3 separate regions of the Mus musculus genome follow, and all the other regions are linked to region 1. The links are chromatin loops, found by intact Hi-C in ENCODE. Cell type or tissue: heart. All regions are shown on one strand.

What was found. Hi-C counts contacts between places; a loop is a spot of excess contacts. Peaks named below come from ENCODE experiments on the same cell type or tissue, not always from the same donor. Only the 100,000 strongest peaks of a DNase experiment are listed, where the experiment ranks them.
Region 2: a loop joins it to region 1, with 9 times the contacts of the local background. A loop is called at or near these places in 20 of 42 quality-filtered maps.
Region 3: a loop joins it to region 1, with 7 times the contacts of the local background. A loop is called at or near these places in 32 of 42 quality-filtered maps.

What each region holds. Positions count from the first base shown.
Region 1 is chr19:42,791,017-42,799,016 of GRCm38, forward strand. The region is part of intron 11 of Hpse2 (heparanase 2); the gene reads right to left. Among named protein-coding and RNA genes, the nearest start is that of Hps1, 15 kb to the left of the region's middle. In heart, a CTCF peak has its summit at 4,067 (motif pointing right); a DNase peak (open chromatin) is centred at 4,105; H3K4me3 peaks cover 983 bases; H3K27ac peaks cover 526 bases; H3K27me3 peaks cover 2,307 bases.
Region 2 is chr19:43,023,914-43,031,913 of GRCm38, forward strand. The region is part of intron 3 of Hpse2 (heparanase 2); the gene reads right to left. Among named protein-coding and RNA genes, the nearest start is that of Hps1, 250 kb to the left of the region's middle. In heart, a CTCF peak has its summit at 3,570 (motif pointing right); no DNase peak of the experiment used is centred here.
Region 3 is chr19:43,307,054-43,315,053 of GRCm38, forward strand. All of the region lies in intron 2 of Hpse2 (heparanase 2), which reads right to left. Among named protein-coding and RNA genes, the nearest start is that of Hpse2, 77 kb to the right of the region's middle. In heart, a CTCF peak has its summit at 4,277 (motif pointing left); no DNase peak of the experiment used is centred here.

The sequences.
Region 1 (8,000 bases):
GAAGCTTCAAAGGCGCATGGTCCAGTTCAAACCCTGCCTGTATTTCTACTTTTAAGCACATCTATGATAGTGGCAGCCGCTATTTAGCCAGTCACACAAGTAGAAAGCTGGGATTCTTCTGAGATGCCTTCCCCAGCCCCCACAGCCAATGCCACAGAGTCAAACCCACTCCTCCTTCAATGTTTGCCAAGTCTGCTGTGTTTCGCCTTCATCCCTGTCACCACGGCCCAGAACCTGCCTCTCGTAGCATGCCTCTGTGCCTCCTGCTTATAGATCCTCTGTTGGCACCTCATGCCTGGCACCTCCCACCCCTCCCGTATGACACTGACTCTGGCTACTTCTCTACTTTCAGTCCTGGGAACTCCAGGCTTGAGTCCAGCTGAGGACCGCAGGGGCAGGTGGGGTACGAGCAGTTAATGTGTGGATGTCATCAACACATACATATGCAGAGGTGGTTTAAAATTTTTAAAATGCCTTACATATAGATGGAGTACATTTTTTTTTCCAGAGGAAAGTGTTAAGCAGGTATGTACAGTGGGATTAAAATACTCAGGGGACCGCTGGGTGGTGGTGGCGCACGCCTTTAATCCCAGCACTTGGGAGGCAGAGGCACTCGGATTTCTGGGTTCGAGGACAGCCTGGTCTACAAAGTGAGTTCCAGGACAGCCAGGGCTACACAGAGAAACCTTGTCTCAAACAAACAAACAAACAAACAACCCCCCCAAAACAAAATAAATAAATAAATAATACTCAGGGGCCATGGTTGAGATTAATAAGGTACAGGTTCACTTAAAACTGTTATAAAATTATTATTATTTTGGGAAGACATTTTTTTTGCCATTCTTGAAAAGATAACTACATTTTTACTTATGTGAATACATATCTATAGCATGCTGTGTGTGGGCCGCTCTCAGAGGCTGATAGTATCAGTGATGCTAGAGTTACATCTGGCTGTGGGCTGCCTGATTTGGGTGCTAGGAACCAAAGCTGGTCCTCTGGGAGAGCAGCAAGCACCACTAACCACTGAACCATCTTTCCAGCCCAAGGAGGAGACTTTATGATAAAGACTGGTGTGAGAAGGTTCGGCATTTGTCCCCTCCAGTGTGTGCAAATCAACTGACTGGCAGTTTGTTTCTGGGTCCTTGGGCAGCTGCCCGTCCTCCACTCTCAGGCTGGTGGTGAGGGGTCCTCAGGTCTGCCTGGCTGTTTCCTTTTCTAACCCGTGGATGAGGCTCTCTTAGCTTCGCCCTCCCTCCTTTCTCTATGTGGAGTGATTCGTGGCTTTGTCCCTCACAGTGCTGCGGAGGTGTAAGGCAGGAAATCAACATTTCTTTTTGGGAGGAATAAGTAAATGGTCTTTGAGACCCTTTGCAAAATTTCTAGGCTTCCCCCATTAGTTTCTGTGCCCTAGAGAGGCTCCCTGGAGGTTTGCAGAGAGTGCCTTCATAGATTCTATTAACTAGCAATTACTCTGCCTCTCAGTGGAGATGTTAGATAAGATCTGAATTATCGATGTTTCTCACACTCACCAGACACCTTATTCCCACTTGATGGGAGGGCATTGATCACTGCTAGTGTTTTTCATCAAAAAAAAGAGAGGAAGGAAGGAAGGAAGGAAGAAGGAAGGAAGGAAAGAAAGAAGGAAAAGAAGAGAGAAGAAAGGAAAAGAAAAGAAAAGAAAAGAAAAGAAAAGAAAAGAAAAGAAAAGAAGAAAGAAAAATGAAGAGTAGAGATCTGTATGGAGGTCTCCTGGCTTTGTGGGCGAGGCTGTTTGAGACCTTGAGTCCTCACAGTCTTTATCCTTTTCCTCTGTTAAGAGAGGGACAATGTGCTTTAGCACCGCTTTTGTCCTCTTCTCTCTGCTTATGTTTGTTTGTTTGTTTTTAATATTTATCACCCAGTGAAATCACATCATGCTAAAGGCAACACCGTCCTTCAGCTGTATACAGAGAGGAATCGGCACGTTTGCAATCCAATCAGTGCTGAAAGAAAGGGTCATGGATTGTGAAACACTTTGGTGTGAAAGGCAGGATTCTTGGATTTGCTTTGCCTGGGCTCATTCAATCCAGGCATGCAGCAGCCTTGTGTTCCACATGAACAAAGTCTAGAGGGCCTAAAACTTATCTGAGTCACAGAGCCAGGAAGAGGCAGGCCTGGTACGTGCAGGGATTCCCTTCGTGACAGGGCTAAAGCCCCCGTGCAATATGAAAACTTTGTTATTTTTGTAACAGCACACTGAGACCTGGTCAGAGAGGTTAAGTGGCATCGGCAGGGTCACAGAACTAATAAGCAGGTAAGCCAGGGCTGTCGCTGACTGCCTCCTCCTATTTCATGTTGTCTGCCTGAGTTTCGGGTGGTGCTCGCCAGATCTCATTTCTTTCTTTGCCGTTCTTATCATCCTGTCTTTATCACCATCTTCCTCCATGGGTCATGACTTTTCAACAGAACACTAAGTGGCCCAGCCAAAGCTGAGCTATCTCTCTTAGATTCCCAGTTTCCGTGAATTGCCGAGGGTATCTAAACTATCCAAATATTGGGACAACTGTGTTTTATTGCCTTTTGTTTTTACAGAGTTTGAGTTACTTTCCAATTTCTAAACCTGTTTTCTCAGTTTTATGTGTTAATTGAAATGGGATTCTATGTGTCAATTCAGAGTCAAGCCCTCTGACCCTCCAGTTCTTCGTGGGAGCATCGTGGCCCGGCCACTCCACCCCCATTGCTTGCCTGCAATGTCTGCTCCTCACGTCTTATGGTTCTCAGTAGTCATGAGCGTCTAAGTAGGGGTCTGACTCTTCTTAGGTCCCAGGATAGAACGTCTAACGACCGTATCCTTTTGCAACCTTGTCTCTCTCTGTGTCTGCGCATGCTTTTATGGGGTTGTTTTTAACAGAAGCACACTCCGGAGCTGGTGTCTGGTTTTGACTGGCATTTTGGGGGGCCTTGAAGGGAAGATGAAAAAGACCTCAGATCTACCTTAGACACTGAGTTTAGGTTTCTCCAGAGGATGGAGTAACAGATAGATCGGATGAACCTGAGGTCTCCTTTGTCCTGTTTGTCAGCCAGGCTGCCCAGACCTAACAGCTAGCCTAAGGCAAAGTTCACTATTTAATTTAGAATGATCCTGAACAAACAGAAATCTGAGCGTGCCATTCACCTGTCTAAACGTTCACTGGCTTCTAGAACATCATCTGCATTCCCCGAAGCCCGCCCTTTTATCAACACCTCCAGCTCCTTAGAGGCTCATTCTAACTTCCGCCCTTTCTAGTCCCTGTCTACCACTTCCTTCGCCCTGTGCTGCAACTTCTCTGGTTAGTTTTTCTAATCTCAGGGCTCTTCTGTCTTTGCTGTTTCCATTGTCTGGAACTTCCTCCACATGCTGCTGTGTCTTCTTTAAAGACTGATTTTCAATTTTTGCGTGCATGGAGGGGGTGATATTTACACACTAATGCAGCCCCTATGGAGGCCAGAAGAGGGCATTGGAGTCCCCGGAGCCAGGGCTACAGGAGATTGGAAACTACTCAGCGTGCGTGCTGGGAATCAAACTGGGTCCTCTGCAAGAACAGAACCTGTTCTTAACTGCTGAATTCTCTCTCCAGCCCCTGACTCTTTTCTTGATGGTCTTGCTTGTTCTTTATATCATGTACAAGTGCCCCTCGAAAGTGTCCCATAATTCCTTGCACTTCTTGGGCCTGGACTTGGATTGTAAAATTCTGTCTGCTTGTCCTCACCCCTGATAGGAGGGCTGATGACCATCACGTTCTTTATTCTCTTATCTATCCACATCTGATACAGCTTATATTACAAGAAACATTAAAGTCAGAACTACAATTGAGAAGGGGGGACAACAGACCGCAAGTCCAGAAGCTGAATTCTGTCTAGATTTCAGACATTAAACGTGTCGGTCTAGATAGGTTTCCGGTCACTTCCCGTAGGCTTCTAGATTGTAAATAATGCGACTGACAGCAAGAGAGGAGTAGGGTCAGGAGACAGAACAAATAAGAATTTTATGTGTTAATGTGCACAGTTGCTCTCTCCTAGCCCGACGCTAATTTTCGGCCACTAGGGGGCACTCTTGTTCTATACAACAGCGAGGGGAGCGTCAGACTGCAGGGTTGCTCCCAGGAAGCCGAACTAGTCCTCTAGTCCCTGCTGTCCTCACCCCATCTCCCCAAGGCCGGGAGGTGTACCTAGCGCTTAGTGTGTCAAAGAAACAAATCTTAGTATCAATCAAACCCAAACCCAAACTGCACTGTGGCCCCCTTGGCAGGGGCTCCGTCTGGAGTGGGGCCCAATTTTAAGGAAGAGCGCGAAGCAGGGATGCAGTTCCTGGGCGGTGAGAGCTTCCCAGCCGGATTGCCTAGGGGGATCCCGCCGCAGGTGCGGAGTCGCTGGCCCCGGCGCCAGGCTCTCCCGGGTTCTGGGTCCCCCGCCGCCCCCGGCCGCACCTGTTAGTGCAGCTTCCTGAGCTGGGCTGGGAAACTGGTGTGTGCAGCTGCCCTGCCCTCCTCCAGGTCAGGCCCAGGTTAGAGTCGGAGGGGCCCAGCCAGGTTTCAGGACCGTGGGTTTGCGTCCCTTCTGCTCTAGGAGAGGCAGAGGAAAGGAAATTCCTTTCACATGGCCCTGAGTAATGCCGATGCATCGGTGATGGTGGCCAAGGCTTCATGAGTTTTCTTATGATTCTTTTGATTCAGGCAAGGCTCTGGATCCCCTCGGAGCGCTCCTATTTCTCAATGATCTTTTTTTCAATTGCGACCTAACGCTTCCTTCCCTAGGCTCCCTTCCTTTCTTCATCCTCAGTAGTTCGTACTTAGCTGTCTGGCTTTTTCCTCCCACAGCAGTTCAGGAACGGGACTGGCTGGGCTGCTACAGAGAGGAGACCAGAAGAGACAGGAAAGACTGGGAAGAAAACGTCCCGTCCCGTTCCCCTCAATCCTCTGGGGTGAAGCTTTACTGCTTGAAGCTCATCCAACTCTGCATCCTGCCCATGAAGGGCACACCGAGGGTCTGAACGGCTTTGATCTAGCTTTTCCAAATGCCTACTAGCACTGTTTCACGTGGCACAGGGGAAGCTCACAGGTTCAGTGCCAGGGATATAGATGGACTTTTTCTGTATGTAGCAGATTGGGGGGGGCATGATTTGAATGGTGTCCCATCTAAATCTGCACAACCGGATTCCACCATGTGCATCCAATGCCTTAAAATAACTTAGCACACATGGCAGACAAGATGAGCACCCAGCTAAGGAACCTAGATTTTTACTGATATTGCTGACTTCCACCTGGTGAGAGACTCATCTGGGGGGCAGTTTTAAAAGAAAATTTAATCCTGCAACCATCTCAAAGCTCCATGTCATAGGCATATCACACTCAAACCACAGGACACAATTGAAACCAGAAACAGAAACTACAGCGCCATGACTCCACAGCTAACTGTGTCTTATTCTCATTGTAAAGAGCAGTTGCCACAGTCACCAAGTGGTAATTAAGGGGAATTACTCATATCTGCATGGTTCGCTGTGATGTAAAGTTAATTACAACAGACTTAGGCTTTGCCCACCAAGCCAAAAAAGTCACTAGAGCATGCAAATGTGTGGCCAAACACACTGTAATAAACACATTATATAGAAAAACACAAATCGAAGGAAAATCAAATTTAGCCCGGATTTCAACAGTTTCTGTGGTCTAGTGCTAGTGTATCTTTGTGGCCTTTCTCCTCACCCCACAGGCGTCCCATATTCTAGTCCTTTGTGAGATTTGCCACCTCCAGGGCAAAATGAGCCTTGAACTTGTGTACTTCCAAACCTCTGTAAGCTTATCTTGCAGCCTCAAATGGCCTCCCATACTACAAGCCTTTCCTCGAAGCATGGCTTTCTGGGTAAACATAGTGGCTTTAGACTTTTCCAGATCCCAAGCCAGAGCTCTCTCCTTTCCTCCGGCTTCCAGGCTCCTGTGTTGTTCTTAGAGTCCTTTCTGTCTCAGAGGTAATGCATCCGTTGTGGAGACCGAGGCATCTTTCCCCAGCCCTACTTGTGTGAAGCAGGTAGAGGCAGTGTGGGGCAAGAAAATTCCCTGTATGGCAGAGTGCAAGTAGTGTGGAGAGTTTTTCCAAATATAAGTATAAGTTAATCTATAAGCCACACTTGAAGTAGGCTGATGACTTTATGGTCATGGCTCCCTGGATACTTCTTGAAATCCATTAAAGCAAGTAGAGAAATATCTCCATTTTATTGGCTTTTGACAGTGCTCTGTGTATCACATCAGCACTCTGTATGACCTTCTGAGGAAAAAGAATAAGATGTTCTATAGATGTCAAAGGGCAATATGTGCCATAACTCTCAGCCATTCAGGTAAACAGAAGCATGGAAGGTGTGGTCTTCAGTGGTTGCTGGTGTTTGGCAGCCAGGAGACAGGTTTGTGCTGTAGGCTCTGTAGGTGGAATAGACCACCTCTTGACTCCAAGAAACATGGGTTCAGGACTCAAGCCCATCAGCAGGAATGAACAGGAGTAGAACTTGTCACCTCCTAAAGGTGACACATTTACATCACCAAACCACAAAGAAGACGAGGGCTGGCTCTTCTCAGTCTATCATGAACCACCTACATACTTAGCTTTCCTGCCCTTAGTTTTCGAGCCAGCCATTCAGGGCCATGTTGGCCACACCATGAAAAAACCATCCTACGGGAAGGACAGAAATCCCTGCCACGTCAGTGTGAGGGGACAGGCCCGAGCCATGATGGGCAGCTATGCAGAAAGTCTGCAGCTGTTGAAAGTGAGCTGGAAGGAAGTACACTCTGGAGCTAAGAACAAACGGGAGGCTCTCAGAAAGCAACAGTGAAAACCGTGGATCCGCAAACATCTTGGTTTAAGATGTCAAGTCACTGTAAAATAGAAAAATCATTTCATAATCCTATAATCTGCACATTACTAATCTGGGATTTAAAACAAAGCAAACAATAAAGCTTTGAGAGGCCAGCTCTCAGCCTTTTACTCAGGCATGAGAATTCCCACAGGCTTAGGGCACGTTCACACCTTTGGCAAAATGGCCTGGTGCCTGGATGGGGAAATCAAAGATGTGAATCATCTGGGACCCGTGTTCCAGGGTTTATGGAAGGCCAATCCTTCCCAACTTTGGTCACATATTTGAATCACCTAGGGAGCTTTAAGAATTGCTTCAGCCCAGAGATTTGGGTTAATTGCTCTGGGGTGTGGTGTGGGCACTGGGGTTTGAAAGCCAATAGCTGTTCAAAGTGCAGCCAGGGTGAAGCAGCACCAGGGTGAGAAGGGATGGAGACATTTGCAGCTGGGGTGAGGGGAATCAAGTAACCCTCTGGCTGTCACCGTCTGAGTTTACTTTGGATAAAAGGTGCCTTCTTGACTCTTTTGCAATGCCATGAAAGGAGGCCATGGTTTTTAACCCAGGATACATGAATTCTTCTAAAAGGAAATATTTTGGTGAATAAACTTTAGTGGACATTTCTGCCCTTTCAACCAAAGCTGCCCCACACATGTACACTGTGTGGTGAGTGAGCTCTTAGTACCAGGGAAGTTGTGGATAAGTACTTAACACACGGGGCGCGCGCGCGCGTGTGTGTGTGTGTGTGTGTGTGTGTGTGTGTGTGTGTGTGTGTGGTGCACCCAGGCAGAGGAAGCCTTAGCAACGACCTCACACGGAGAAGAGAGAGCTGAACACATTGTCCCTTTGGACAGCCCTGCTCCTTCACATCCCTTAGTTCCTCCTAAGTCCTGGGTTGTGACACCAGCTCCATAGTGACAAGCTTTACTTAGGAAGAAGAAGATTATGGGGGCGGGGTGAAGAATATCCCACCTGGCACCTTTACTACATTCTCAGATCTGCATGCTATGATTTACTTAGACCACAACATACATATTGTTACAGCTACCACCTCATCGTGAGCCACAAAATACACAAAATTCAACAAGGCTCACAAGGCCCTCAAAGCTTCTAAGCTTCTGTGAATGAGTTTGCACTTTCTGCAGAC
Region 2 (8,000 bases), 230 kb after region 1:
ATGGAATCTAGTCTTTCAGCTTTTCTCAAAGTTTCAATTTCAGAATAAAAATTTGTGGAGGAAGGAAAAAAGGAAGGAGGTAGGGAAAGAGAGAATGGAAGGAAGTGAAGGATGAAGTGAGGAAAACAGAACTGAAAGGAGGGGAGGGAATGAGAGAGAGAAAGAGAGAGAGAGAGAGAGAGAGAGAGAGAGAGAGAATTACTAAGCTTAAACTTTCCCAAGTAGATAGACTATGAAATCTATATGATAAAATAAGAGAATTTCTTGAAGATTAAAAAAATAGAAAACCTAGACATATACAAAATTCTACATACTTATTACATACACAAACTTAATCAAGAAGAATTAAATAATCCAAATATATCTAATACAGTTGAAGCCATGATAGTCTTCCAACAAAGAAAACTCAAGGATTGGAAAACTTGTACTTATGAATTTTAGCCATATCTTTAAAGAAGTTTCAGTGACTCTAATGCTTTCTCCTTGAGGACTCGCTTTCATGGTACCAGAAGGTGCCATGAAAATTTCCACAGTAGAGAGGCAACCAACACTCCTACCTAACATGACATGACAACCTTAGGGCACAGTAGTGGCACACATATCTTGGAGGCAACCAACAGCTCTCTAACTGAACTTAAGACCCATCCAACACAGGGGAAGCTCTATCTGGTACTAAAAATCAAGCTCATTACTAAGTGTTGCTGAAGCCACGGATATTGAAGAAGAATTTACAAACCACCCCTTAACTAAACTACCATAATCCATAATAACAATCTTATATATACAGATAAGTGTAGTCTCCACCCCTTATCAAAGAAACTTTGCAAAAGATGGATACCACAACAGAAAATCACAACCAATCAAAAGGCAGATGTGTGGAGTTCTGGTCCCAATGGATACAAAACACTTGTGCACCTAAAGCTCAGGGACAATTGTGAATCAGGGAATTTGCTGTCAGACTGTGTCTCCACTCATGTCAGAGGCTACACCTATAAAGTCTCACCAACATGTCAGGCCATCACATGGCTTGAATAAGGATGACACCAATTGAAATGCCAAAGTGGGTGGGAAAATACCATGAGGTCTCAACCCTACACAAAGAACTTCAGGCAACTAAGAAATGCTGAGAGCAAGGAGACAGTCTTCCCTGGAAAAGAGCTCACCACTTGGTCACTCAACAACAAAGAATCAGCCCTCAAAACATATATATAACTAACACTGTACAGGTCATATTTAGGGATATAGATGTATATACATATATGCATAACATCGAAAAAAAACCAGTCATGAAATTGAAAGAGAACAAGGAGGAGTATACAAGAACATTTAGCAGGAAGAAAGGAAAAAGCATAAATTATATTATAATCTCAAAAATAAAGACAAGTAAAAAAGTATTTAACTGTCCCATAGATGTATGTACTGTACTTTTATTTATTTTCATTTCCAGTCACCCTCTCTAATCCTCCATTCTCTAGAACTGAAGTCCCCCTTCTCAACAAGTCCTCTTCCTCATTTCCTTATGTCTGTGTGTGACCCACTGAGATTTATTAAGGTTGCCTGTATGAACATAGGTAAGATCTTATGCACTGGGGCCTGGAAAACTCAGCAGCAATCTGATTTTTTACAAAAATGCTAAAAGCACACAAATGATGTTGGGAAAGCGAGAGACTTCCTAAATAGAATTCAGTTAATTAGGAAACAAGGCTGAAAACTGATACATAGGATCTCATCATTGTTTAAAAGCTTCTACACAGCAACAGGAACTATGGATCCCTGAAGCGGCAGCCGACAGAAGAGAAGAAACTCTTCTCCAGCTACACAGCCAACACAGGCTTACTTTCTAGAATTTACAAAGAACTCAAAACCAACAGAGCAAACAAACAATCCAATCAACAAATAGAGGTTGGAACTCAACAGAGTTTTTTTTTTTAAATTAATTAATTAAAAAAGAAAAAAAGAATAGAAATAACCAATAAATATTTTTTAAAAGTAACCAGCATCCTAAACCACCATGGGACGTAAATGAAAGCTCCCTGCAATCCCGTCTCTTTGCAGTCAGAATGACTATTTTCCAGAAAGCAAATGACAACACCTGCTGGCAAGGGTGATGGGGAAGGGGAAACCTAATTCCCAACTGTGGGTGTGGGTAAACTAGCACAACCACCATGGAGATCAGTGTGCATACCCCACCCCCAGAAGACGGTTATGGGAGAAACCAGCCACTTTCTGATTGGCCCTAGGGTCCATTCCATGAGATAGAACCCATACTTGGCACTGTTAAAGGGCCAAGGACCTCTGGGTACATGATTCCTAGGTCCCAGAGTAGAACGGAATACTATTACCTTGCTATATAGACATAGGATTAAGAGGACTCCTAATGATTTACTTTTATACTCATAGATACTCACACATCCCTCAAGCCTTATCCAAGAAGCTTCTCCTTGCAGACTGCAATTAACACCTGACTCAGTCAAATGTGGAGAATTAAAGACTGTGGAGTGCTCAGCCCCAAAAGTTACAAGAACGCCATACCCTTCAACCCAGGGCTCTAAGACTTGAGAAAGACGGCAGGAATCGCAGAACCTGAGGTGGCATAAATATTAAGTGAGTATTTTCCAGAAACCACAGGGCAGTTATCCACTTAACTCACAGTGATTGTGACAGCATACGCTAAATTTGCACAGGTTTAAGGCAGAAAAAAATCCAGTGCATAGAATTGGGAAGAACATGTAGAAGGAAGTAAAAGGACAAGAATTGGGATGAAGAATCAGGATGACAATGATTGTTAGGGGTCACAGTTGCCACAATAACAAAAGGGTATGACATCAGATCTTTTTTTAAAAACTAGATATTTTCTTTATTTATATTTCAAATGCTATCCCGAAAGTTCCCTAAACCCTTCCCCCGCCCTACTCCCCTACCCACTCACTCCCACTTCTTGGCCCTGGTGTTCCCCTATACTGGGGCATATAATCTTCGCAAGACCAAGGGACCTCTCTTCCCAGTGACAGCCGACTAGGCCATCTTCTGATTCATATGCAGCTAGAGACATGAGCTCTGGGGGTACTGGTTAGTTCATATTGTTGTTCCACCTATAGGGTTGCAGACCCCTTTAGCTCCTTGGGTACTTTCTCTAGCTCCTCCATTGGGGCCCCTGTGTTCCATCCTATAGATGACTGTGAGCATCTACTTCTGTATTTGCCAGGCACTGGCATAGCCTCACTCGAGATAGCTATATCAGGGTCCTTTCAGCAAAATCTTTCTGGCATATGCAATAGTGTCTGGGTTTGGTGGCTGATTATGGGATGGATTCCCGGGTGGGGTAGTCTCTGGATGGTGGTTCATCCTTTTGTCTTAGGACATCAAACTTAGGACATCAGATCTTGAGAAATGAGTAAGATAGATACAGGGGATTTTAGAACAGTTCTGTATGACTCTGACATTCTGAGTTTAAAACAAAGGCTTTAAAAAAGAGAGGCTTCAATCAGAAGGACACCGGGGCAAGCCAACCACAGATAAACTAGGTGGGTTCTGGGGGCACCAAATCAGATGTGGTGGGACATGTCTGGCCACAAGGTGGCACTCACAGCCCCTCTTTTCCTGAATTTCTGTCAAACATTGACCAAGGTTTTACTGTACTAGAACAAAGAACCGATCTTATGTCCCACCACCTGCACACAGCGCTGCTTTTCTTTTAGGGCATGGAATCTAAGGATGCTGAAATTCCCTGGGGGTCAGGGTGGGCTCGAGGATTTGGAGAAAGGAACAGAGGTGATGCTTCTACAGAGTGTCAGCATAAAAGCTAAACAAAGGATTTGACCATTAGTTAATGGACAGGGGACTTCAAAGGTTGGAAAAGGGTCGGAGAGGAAGCTAAGATTGCCTGCTGTCGAGGACTGAGCATGCGCTGGAAAGTCAAAGTAGCAAATATAGGTCGCTCACACACCGGCCGGGAGAGAAAGGGAAAGCAGGTGGGCTTTTCCTACGAGCAGCCATTTCTAAAGGAGGCTTTAACTTACCTCCCTTTCAAATATTTAAACAATCATTTGTTGAATGGTAACTGTTTCACAGAAAAATTAGCTTTATGAAGCAAATAAAACTATGAGGCAGGAAAGACAACTCAGCAGCCAAGGCCACTGGCCGCTCTCCAAGGCGGCCCCGGTTTGGTTCCTAGCACTCAAACGGCGGCTTACAACCATCTATACCCCCCAGGTCCACAAGATCCTGCACCTCCTTCTTTCCTCCACAGGCACCAGGAAGGCACTCAGTGTACGTATGTATATACATGCAGGCAAGACACTCATAAAATAAAACCAAACCTTTAATTAGCAAATACAACTGCACTCCAGATATACTTCTACTTAACTAAACATCTTTTAGTTTCTCAGTATTAGAGAACGTACTTATTTTTTCACATGTCACATCTGTGTTTCACACAATAATATCCACTGATATTTGGTTAATGTGAAGCTAGATAGAAATGAACGTAAATCTAAGCTTCCTGGTGTCCAGTTTCATGTTCCTTTGGCTGAGTCCTTTGGACTTATTTTCTAGTTCAATATTTTCATTTAGATGATAAGTTGAACTTTGCTTTTATTTAATTTTTTTACATGTATGTATGTATGTGTTTGGGACATACTACAGTGCCCTTGTTGAGATCAGAGGACAATTTGTAAGAGTCCGCTTTTTCCTACAATGTGGCTTCCGGAATCAGTATCAGGCCACCAGGCTCAGCAGTAATCACCTTTACCTGATGAACCATCTCACTGGCTCTTTTCTTTCAACATTCCCAGCATGACAATGGTTCTGTGAGCCAATCTGTTTTGAATATTTCCATGCTATTTAAAATACAAACTAGTTAAAGGTTAAAAAAGAAAATTCTGTGCCCATTTTTGAGGGGTATGGGGTATGCAGGTAATTATGAAAAAAAATAGAACCTCAATAGACAATTCAAAATAATTTCCCTTTTAACTGATAATTTTTTTTTAATTATTTGTTTGTTTCCTTAAATCGTTAAGGTGAAAATAATATGATCATCTTTCATAAGGAGAATTCTTTTTATTCCTTTTCGGTATAAACAAGAGGGAATGAAGACCACTTTAGCTTTGTTCCTCCCATAGGTTCCCCATCCCCAATTACACAAAAGGAAGCAAAGAGCTTCTATAGACACATCACCAGTAACTCCATACAGACCAAACCAAAGAGACCGGCAAGCTTGTTTTGTGGCTAGGCCTCCATGGGAAACAGCCTTCATACTGAGTTGGAAAGAATAAAGGACATGTTTGAACTCACAAGTGCCTGAAAACATCATGTCTGCAAAGTGTGGTTGGCATTTTTATGCATTTTAAAGAGTCTAATGAAGCCCAGCTCCATCCAGATTCCTACAAAAGCTGAGGAATGGAAAGGGTTACTGCCACCCAGGGGTCAGAGTGTGGTTATTGCTCCAGCCAGTTGTACAAAGGAGACCTGTCATTTATAGATAGCTCCAAAGTCTTGCATTAGTGGGAACACTATGAAGACTGGCCCTTGCCCAAAGAATTTACTCTAAAAGACATTTAATATGGAGTAAATACAGCCTCAAAGAGAACAGCTTTGAAGGAGAGCTTTGAAAGGTCGGAAGAAGAAGAAATGAGGAATGTTGTTACTTAGTGCCTTTATTAAACAAATGCTTGCCTTAGCTCTTCTCCAGCACATCTCAAAATGTGGTAAAGTAATAATGACATGCCTACTTCACAGACAAAAACCAAGTTGGAATGTGAAATTTTTCATTAGGATGAGCCCTCAGGCCTCGGGTTGTTTCAAAGCATGTGAATACCCCATTCCCACCAGCCTGAAGATGCCTCTTCTCTTGTGCACATATCTACTGCTCCTCGAATGGTCCAGGCTCTCTCGTGTACATATCTTCTGCTCCTCGAATGGTCCAGGCTCTCTCGTGTACATATCTTCTGCTCCTCGAATGGTCCAGGCTCTCTCGTGTACATATCTTCTGCTCCTCGAATGGTCCAGGCTCTCTCGTGCGATATCTACTGTTCTTTGAATGGTCCGGGCTTATTTGGCTTCCAGGTGGTCTTCTGTAATTGTGAAGCAGCTAAGCTTGGAAACTTTCTCTCCAATCCTTATGCTTCAGTCCTTTGCTCAAAGGAGGAAGGAACAGGTCGCTGTTTCAATTTACAGACAGAACTTCAGATATTTGTTTTCTTGGTATCGTAGCCATTTTCTATTACATTAATAATGTGACAGAAAAATAAACTTTAAAAAAGTTATCTACGATATCACTTTCTTCAATTGACTGGTCTTTCTATATGCAAATGAATTAATCTATTTTTAATTTTTAGCTGTCACTGAGAACCTTCTATGTGCCAAGTATTTTTTTTAATTAGGTATTTTCTTCATTTACATTTCAAATGCTATCCCAAAAGTCCCCCATACCCACCCACTCCCCTACCCACCCACTCCCACTTCTTGTGCCAAGTATTTTTATAGATAGCGAGTTTAAACTCACTCTCATGAATCTACACTCCATGTGGGTAGGACTGGAACACTGAGGAGTCAGAGAGGCACTGGGCAATAAAAAAGCAAGATAAATTCAGATAATGATAAGTCTCACGAAGAGGAGAAAAGAGGTTATTGTGGCCGAGAACTCCTTTTGTTTGATTAGTCAGATTGCTGTCTTGGGGTGAGGTGTTGAAGTGTCATATTTGAGTTCAGCCCAATAATGACAAATAGTCAGCCAAGAACAGATCTGGAAAGAGAATGCTGTAAGAGAAAAATAGCAAGTACACTAGTTTTGAGGCAGCACAAGCTTGGAAAGTTTAAGGAACAGAAAGCAGGCCAGCACTGATGAACCCTAATGAAAGGGAATGGGAGGTGGAACATGAGTTCTCAGAATTCCAGAGTCAGGCCAAGGCTGCAGAGGCAGGTAGAAGGCACAAAGGGCAGATATCAATGATGAATGTTTTTGAGGTTGCTAGCCTGTCTAAATTCCTAGTTTCTTTTCCTGTTTCTTTTTTCTTTATTTCTTTATTAGAGTTTCATATATTGCACAATTAATAAAATTCAGGAAATTCACTAATAAAACTGTAGAATGGGCATCAAAATTAGATACTAATATTAAAATATTTTACATATTATATAGACATTTTATAAATTTTTTGGGTATAAAGTCTCACTATACAATCACTAACAGGCCAAGAAATCAATATGGAGACTAGCCTGGCCTCAAACTCCCAAGATCTGCCATCCAAGTGCTAGGATGAAAGGCACAGTCTACCATGCCCACAACCTCTCCTAAATTTTAGGTCCCCAAAATGTCATTTAAAGAAATTGTAGTAATCAAGTCCAAGATCACATACTGCATTCAATTCTTACAACTCACTCTAGTTTAGTGTCTTTTCATCTAAAATTATTTTCACCCTCTTTTTATGATTTTGATATCTAAGTCTTCCTTTTAATATCTCCTTCATATTAGATTTGTCTGGTGTTTTCTCAAGATTACATCTGTTTATGCAAGTTTTAAAAATATACTTTTAAGCGCAGCACTACTTAGGAACTACTTAGTTTCATGATAAGTATGATAAGTATGATAAGAGAGAGTGAGGTTTCACACACTTCACAGGAAGAAATCAATATATGTAAATGCTTCAGAAGGTAGAAAGATTATGTGAACTTGGCCCGCAGAAAAGGTAAGGCCAATTAAATAGACTTACAGGATTGCTTTCCTTACTAGTTCAATAACTTGAATATAGATAGCCACAGGGAAAAACCTCAAGCCACAGGTAAGAAAGAAATGACCAAAAAAAAAAAAAAAAAAAAAAAAAAGGAATATGGGTTATTCATGATAGGGGTGAATGTCAAAAGCTTTAAACAAAAACAACTTATCTTAAACATAAATCCACAATGTAAAGTAAAATATGCTACGCATCTAGGTAAATGAGTAAGTCTCTTTTACTTGGAAGCTGAGGTTACTCGAGATGCCCAGCGGCAACTCTGGGGGAAGATAG
Region 3 (8,000 bases), 520 kb after region 1:
CATGAATTCCAACAGTAGTGGTTTAGTGGTTTTCTCCCTCATATTCTCTAGTTTTCCTTGAGTATTCTCTTTGTCCTCCCACTGTGTAAAGATTTCTATCCTGTTATCACAGGAGAAAAGGGTCCTCAATATATAAGAACACTTTGATAATAAACTTCTCAGCCTTCATCTGTGAGCCAACAAGTTTTTATTCATTACAAATTATCTGATGTCATAGTAGTACAAAATGCATTAAGATAACCATCTAGTGTTCTTGTTGCTATGTGGGAATTGGGACTCAGAAACCTACTGCAAAGCAATGATTATTTTGTCAGTTATGCTTGCTGTAAAAATAAGATCATTTTTCTATGGCATAGGAATCTCACATTTCCTGCAAGTAGCCAAGAAATGCTGATAAGCTCTCCTCTGTTAGTCTACAAGTAAGATAAAATTCTCAGACCATTCACAGTAGATGACCTTATGATGCTAGATAGGTAGGATCCCAAATATAAAAAGTGATCTCAAGACATTGTTGGATTCTTCCTGACTTTAAGTAGAACACTTATGATATTTCATCATTAATTATAACAAATAATACATTGCTCGGTGGATACCATTTCCTCAGATTAGGAACAATGGTTAAATAGAAATCCTAACCTTCAGATGGATCTTGGAGTTCAAGGCCAGCCTAGTGTACAGAGCAAGCTCCAGGACAGCCAATACTGTCTGTCTCTTAAAAAAAAAAATAAGAAACTGATGTCTTAATGCTCTAAAACATTTGATATAGCTCTTCTTATAACCCAAATCGATGGTTAGTGATAAGAAATCTAATGGAGACCAGCCTGTAAGAAGAGACCAAGAAATAAAGATGGAGCAGAGCCAACCAGTGATTGCCCAAACATGAGACCCATCCCATTGGAGAGAGCCAACCCTTAACACTCACTATTAACAACTCTCTGCTATGCATGCTGTCAGGAACCTAGTATGACAGTCTCCTGAGAGGTTTCATCAAGTAGTGGATGGAAACAGATGCAGAAAACCACAGCCAAACAACAGACATAGCTTGGAGAGTCTTGTGGAAGAACTGGTGATAGAATTGAGCAAGCCAAAGGGATCAAGGACACAAGAAGAAGACCTACATAGTCAACTAACCTGGGCCCATGGGGGCTCACAAAGACTAAACCACCAATCAAAGAGCATGCAGTGGCTGGACCTAGGCCCCCTACACACTTGGAGCAGATATGCAGCTTGGTCTCATGTGTGTCCCCTATCAATTGGAGCAAGCACTGTCTCTGATTCTGTTGGACCCTCCCTTCCCTTAACTGCACTGCCTGGTTGGGCCTAGGTGGAAGAGAATATGCTTAGTCCTTCTGGGACTTGATGCCCCCGGGGGGGGGGGGTACCCAAGGGGGATTACTGTATTGTGAGGAGAATGGGAGGGATTTGTAAAGGTGGGACTGGGAGGAGAGGAGGGAGAATAGCTGCGATTAGGATATAAAGTAAATAAATAAGTTAATTTAAAAAAAAAAAAGAAGAAATCTAATGGGATTTCAGACACCACAGTTCGTTAGCTGTCCTCCAGAACACCTATAATTCTTACCTCCCACCACCACCAGAAACATACTCAATCTCAACAACTGAAAATCCCATTGTTTCAAATATTTTCTAGAGCAGTGGTTGGTTGGTAAACCTTTTATAGTCACACAGTGAGTATTTTAGGTTTTGCATCTGATACTCTGCTTCAGCCACTCACCTCTGCTATTGTAATGCAAAAGCAGTCATAGATAGTATATAAATGAATGGGTGTGGCTATGCTCCAACAGATCTTTAATAAGACAGATGGTGACCAATTTTGATCTGAAAGTATACTTCCCTGGCTTCTGCTCTAGAGATAAAGGTAAAGCAGTAAACACCTTCCTGTTTCACAGAGAAAGAAATGAAGGTTAACCAAGGGGTGGCGGTGCATGCCGTTAATCCCTACACTAGAAAGGAAGAAACAGATGGATCTCTGAATTCAAGGCCAGCCTAGCATTACTGAGCAAGTTCCAGTAAAGCCAAGGCTATATGGAGAAACACTTCCCCACCCAAAAAAACCTAAACAAATAAATAGAAAATAAAAATAAATTTAAAAAAAAGAAGAAATGGGCCGGGCGTGGTGGCACACGCCTTTAATCCCAGCACTTGGGAGGCAGAGGCAGGCGGATTTCTGAGTTCGAGGCCAGCCTGGTGTACAGAGCGAGTTCCAGAACAGCCAGCCAGGACTACACAGAGAAACCCTGTCTCAAAAAACCAAAAAAAAAAAAAAAATTGGAAGTTGATGTAAAGAGAATTTTCAGAAGTTTTAGTGATTTTCATTATAAGCAAAGATTAGAACCTAGGCCTCCTAACTGCTGATGCTCTTTGGATTAATTATATCATCCAACAGAATAAATGACCTCTGACAGAATCAAACTCAGTAAGTATTTTTTCTACTTGTACTAAATGTATGCAAATATATATGGATACTTGGCAGATGTCCATGAATATTTAAGTCTCTTCTGAAGCTTTCTCTCTCTCTCTCTCTCGCTCTCACTCTCTCTCTCATCTGCATTATTTCTCCAGTTCTTCTGCATCATTCCCAGATGAAGAAATCAGTTTCATTTCAAGACTGTTCATAAAAATATTCACAACTGTGTCTGATGCTCAGGCATGCAGCAGAGTCATCGTACCACTAATACGCATACATCATTCCTCTGTGAGCTGTCTCTAGGGCCTGCCCCACTGTGTTGACCACAGCTCTGATTTGTCATCTGTATACTAGTAAATAGTCCTCATATCCAAGCAACCTGAAGATCTGGATCTAGTATTAATCTAAACAAAAAATGATTATCAGAACTGCTTTATTTCTTTCATCTGCAATTTCTGAGATTCCATTCACTAAGATATTTTCTTTGGCTCATGATGTTTTCCACGAAAGTGATAAATAAAAGGACTATAATAAACCATACATGTCAGCACTGACATATAAAGCTGGTAACAACCCATTATGAAAAAAAAAAATGGGCTGAGACAAGAGCAGGTACATAATCAGGCTAGGTAAAATGAAGACATCTGTTGGTTGAACTCAGGGTGTCTTTGGGCATTCTAAACCAAACTCCGAGGATCCATAGACCCATTGTGTAAATACCATGAGTACATCAACACACATTCTTTTATTTTTTATTTATTTTATGTACATTGGTGATTTGACTGCATATATGTCTGTGTGAGGATGTCAGATCCTCTGGAACTGTAGTTATAGACAGTTGTGAGCTGCCATTTGAATGCTTGCAATTGAACCCACATTCTCTGGAAGAGCAGCCAGGGCTCTTAACCTCTGAGTCATCTCTCCAGGCCCCAGAAAACATTCTTTTAAATATAATATTCAGTTATATTTGTTCTGAACTTAGAAAAAAGAGAATTATTTTTGTGGTCTGAAGAACTGAAAGAAAAATTCCACGAAGCATGCAAATTTACATTATTTTTTAAAAAGTTAAAAGATGCATGGTTAATACAGTTGTGCATTTTTTCTTTTACATTCATCATCTTCAAACAATAAAGAATCAAAATGTTCAGAAGTCGTAGATTTACCCCAGTTCTAAGAGCATTGCAGAAAGACTCCTTTCTTGGTAATGGTTTATTATCAGCTGCACTAAAATAGTAGTCATAAATGCAAAATATGGCCAATGGTTTGGCATATTTGATAACTGAGCAGCAATAATCTTTTGTGGTAATTTCTATTGGAATCTAATATACTAAAGATCCTTTAGAAGTTGGAAATGTTGGGTGAGTAGGGATTTAGGAGAGAAAATTGGAAGAGTTAGGGTAGGAAGATGAATATGGTCAGAATACATGCTATGAAATTCAATAATTCTCAAAGAATTACTAAAATACTATTTTTTAAATGCCTTGGAAGTTAAATGAATGATAAGTAAAGAAAAGAGTAAGAATTACCCTTCATGTAGACATTTGAATGAATAGGTTCACCGAACCTCCACTCTGCTCATTACTACCTTCTTGGAGAATTAGCTTTCCATGGCTGGGTAAGCAGGCTATGAGCAGAATATTAATATTTCTGGCTTATCATTGTGTTAACATAAGTTCACCAAATAGAAATGTATAATCCAAAGTTGAGGACAACAAAATCAAAAAGTAGAGAATTTGAAAGATAGAAAAGATTTAGGTATCTAAAATTTTATAAGGCTTTGTGGAGCATCATCAGATCTTTGCCTAACCTGGAAGCAAACCAAGTTTTCTCATGTGGATGGTTTTGGAGCCTCCTAGTGGCAGCCTCAGGGGACCTAGAGAGCTAGCACAGAAAGGATGAGGCTTTGAAGAAAAGAGTTCATTATACATGCTGATTATTAATGATAATATATTAGTCCTATAACAAATATATTAAATACAAGGAATAAAAATGTGAACAAATGTGGTTGAAACTAAAACAAATACCATAGAAACATGTGAGAACAGAAAATACTAAAACAATGTAATAAGAACTTTAATATATAAACAGAGAGGGGATAATGAGAGAGCATATATATGAAGGAGGTGGCTTTTTGCTAAGAGTAAGCACAAGTCTAAATATGAATACAAGACATACATTTTCAGCCTTCCCTAACACTGCTTCCTGCTCACCCTTTGCCATCATATTTAGAATATAAGGCTCTTACCATAGACAAGTGGAAAGGAAGCTGAAAAACAGGTTAGGAACAAACACAGGGTTTGAGTTTTTACCTTTCATGCTTTGAAGAGATATCAGAAGCTTGAACCAAAGAAGTGGCCTACTGAAGTCCGTTCTCTCAAATAACTCTGGTAGCTATATGCAGAACACTTAGGACAGCTAGAGATCAAGGAAGCCTATCAAGAAATCCAAGAGAGAGGAAACAAGCTTGTCTGCTGTAATAAAGCACAACAGTGTCAAAAAAGAAGATTACAGAAGTAATAATAGCTACACATAGTGGCCAATAAAACACAAAATTAGACCCAGGATTCCTTAAGACATAATGTAAACGGTAAAACTTGTAACAAAGACAGTGGGCCACAGGATAAGTTGAAAGTTGTTATAGCTTGAATCTTGGAAGACTTTAAAAGGATAGTGTGCTCATGGCTTGATTGCCAGCTGATAGACTCTGGGGAAGAGAAAGAATCATAAGGGCTCTTGAATGAACTAATGAACTGATGAACTGATTATATGGTAGCACTGGTGAGAAATACTACAACGTAAGAGGTGGGGTCATGTTGGAAAAAGTAGGTCAATGAAATGCTCTCAGAAGACATATTTCCCCCACCATCCTAATTCTTTGTTTGCTGCATGCCATGCTGTGGAATTCTTCTCCAACATGCTCTATTTCTATAAGGTCCGTAGGACCCAAAGAATGGAGCCAACCAACTATGGAATCAAAATCTCTAAAATTGTAGACCAAAATAAATCCTTTCTTAAGTTGTTTCTCTCGGGTATGTATCAAAGAGATGAAAGTTTTACTAACCCAAAGAATTGGTACCAGAGGAGTAATATCTTTGTCGTTCAAAAATCTCTGGAAATAGTTAGTGGGAAGTCTTGGAAAAGTTGAGAGATAAGTACTATAGACACACTAAAATGTTGTAAACAGAGATTGATCAATGATTGTGGTGGGAGCTGTGAAGACTAAACTATCCACTGAACTGTGTAAAGACAGTACTCATGAGGCTCCAGACTGGAATGATGACACTACTGTAAACTAGATTAGAATCATTCATGTTCCACCGAGAAAAATAACTTACCTACATTTTGCCCATGACATGAAACTTCATGAGAGGTTGCCTTTAAAATTGATAGGCTAATTAATATTATGGAAGAACTTTCAAAGAAGCCCAGCACTCGACACTCAGCATGGCTCCTTCAGGGTGCTTTTAACCGAGTTTACAGACAAAGTTGTGAGCAAAATGCAAAGCAAAAATGTCTGAAAAGAAATCTGTTTGCCATTATCTCAGAAAAGAAATTCCTGAAACCAAGAAAAGTATGGCTAATATAATAAGTATGGTCATTAAGGCTTGCTCAACAAGAGGAAAATCATGACTGACACTAGGGCTAGTGAAGTTATCCCTGGTAACTTGGAGGCAAACCTACAATCACCACGTTACTAAACCAGCATAATCCCTAAATACCTGTCCTTCTATCCACAGATTGGGTGTAGACCTCACCCCTCATCGAAAAACTCTTTGCAACAACCAATCAAAATACAGACTGTAGAGCCCAGTCACAACAGATACATCTAGAAAACAATTCCTGCATCTAAGGGTCAGGAAACATCACAGAAGAGAAGACAGAGAGAGAGACAGAGGATCAAGGAGTTTGCTGTGAGACTCTATCTCCTAGTAATGTAAGAAGCTACAAAGATAAGTTCTCACCAACATGACTGCTAAAGATGAGCTGAGCAAGGACAGCAACGGTAGGCATAGGGATGGGGAAAGACCATGAGGCCTCCACCCTATACAAGAAGCCATGCACAGCTAGGGAATGCCAACAGTAGGAGAAACAGTCTTCCCCATGGAAGAACATGCTAATAGGTTGTCCAGTGAGCCCTGAAAATATACCTGTAAGTACCATTAGACAGACTGATTAGGTTATATCTAGGAGTGTGTGTGTGTGTGTGTGTGTGTGTGTGTGTGTGTGTGTGTTTGTGTGTGTAATAACAATTACAAACAAAAGAGATCATGAATTTGAAAAAGAGCTAGAAGGGGTATATGGGAAGGTATGAAGGAAAGAAAAGGAAAGGAAAGATATAACTATATTATGATCTAAAAAATAAAAGAAAGATTTTAAAAAGCCAAGTATTTCCTTTTAGGAAAGTAGGAAAAATCCCTTGAGAGCAAGTGAGGAAGTGGGCAGGCCTTTCTACATCCACATTTAATAGACTTAAATCATTCTGAAATTTTCTAACATCTTCTATTCTACCTCCAAGCTCCCTTCTCCCCTTCCATATCCTTAACAGTTCCTCCTGTATTTCCACACCTGTTTTCTTTCTTTACATTTCATACATCACAGGAAAGATGTTCCTTATGAGACTGGCTTATTTCACCTAACACGATGATTTTCAGCCCCCATTCATGTTCCCACAAAGGGCACTTCACTCTTCTTTAAAGCCAAGTAAAACTCATTTGTACATATACAACACTTCCCTCATCCATCCATCCACTGATGCAAACACAGTTGATCCATTGTTACTGGGAATAGTACAGCAAGGAACATGGGTCTGCAAGGGTCTCATCAGTAATCCGATGGGCTCCTTGTGAGATATTTTCCAGAAATGGTATTGGTGGTGCATATGGTCCTATATTGAGTGTCCTTGATGAGCCACTGTACTTATTCCTATAGTGACTGGAATTATTTGCATTCCTACCAACGTTGTATTAAAGGGTTCTTTATCTCTAGATCTTTGCCATTTACTTTTGGGGTTTTGTTGTTGTTGTTGTTGTTGTTGTTTTAAATAATATAGACATTCTGATAAGGATGAAATGGTCTCTTAACATAAATTTTGTATTTCCATGTGGATAAAACCAGGGTTTTGAACCTGCTTCAACCTTACCAGTTCTTCTGTCTGGTGGCACTGTCTACCTGCCCCACATAGCAGAACTAGGAGCAACCCCAAGAATTGGGTCTGGAGGATCAGTGTGAAGAAAGTGTGCAGGTAATTTGCCTGGTCTTCAGGCAGACATGGCCTCTGTTTGAGCATGGGGTGTCTGCCTCAGTTGGGGGCTGGGCACTACAACCAGATGGAAAGGGAAGGCTAGGATGTACTGTACTGGTGTGTGGCATCCACAGAAGATGTGGATGGAGGAGGGGAAGCTGCAGCTGATAATTCTGTTGCAGCACTAGGGGTGATCCTGAGAACTGGATCTGGAGTAACAAAGATCATGGGAAAGGTCCATGGGCAGCCTATGTGAAAGCAGGAGAGCTGGCCTAGAACCTCACAGGCTGCAGCAATTGAGAGAGTGAGTCCCATGCATTGACTGGGAAGCAC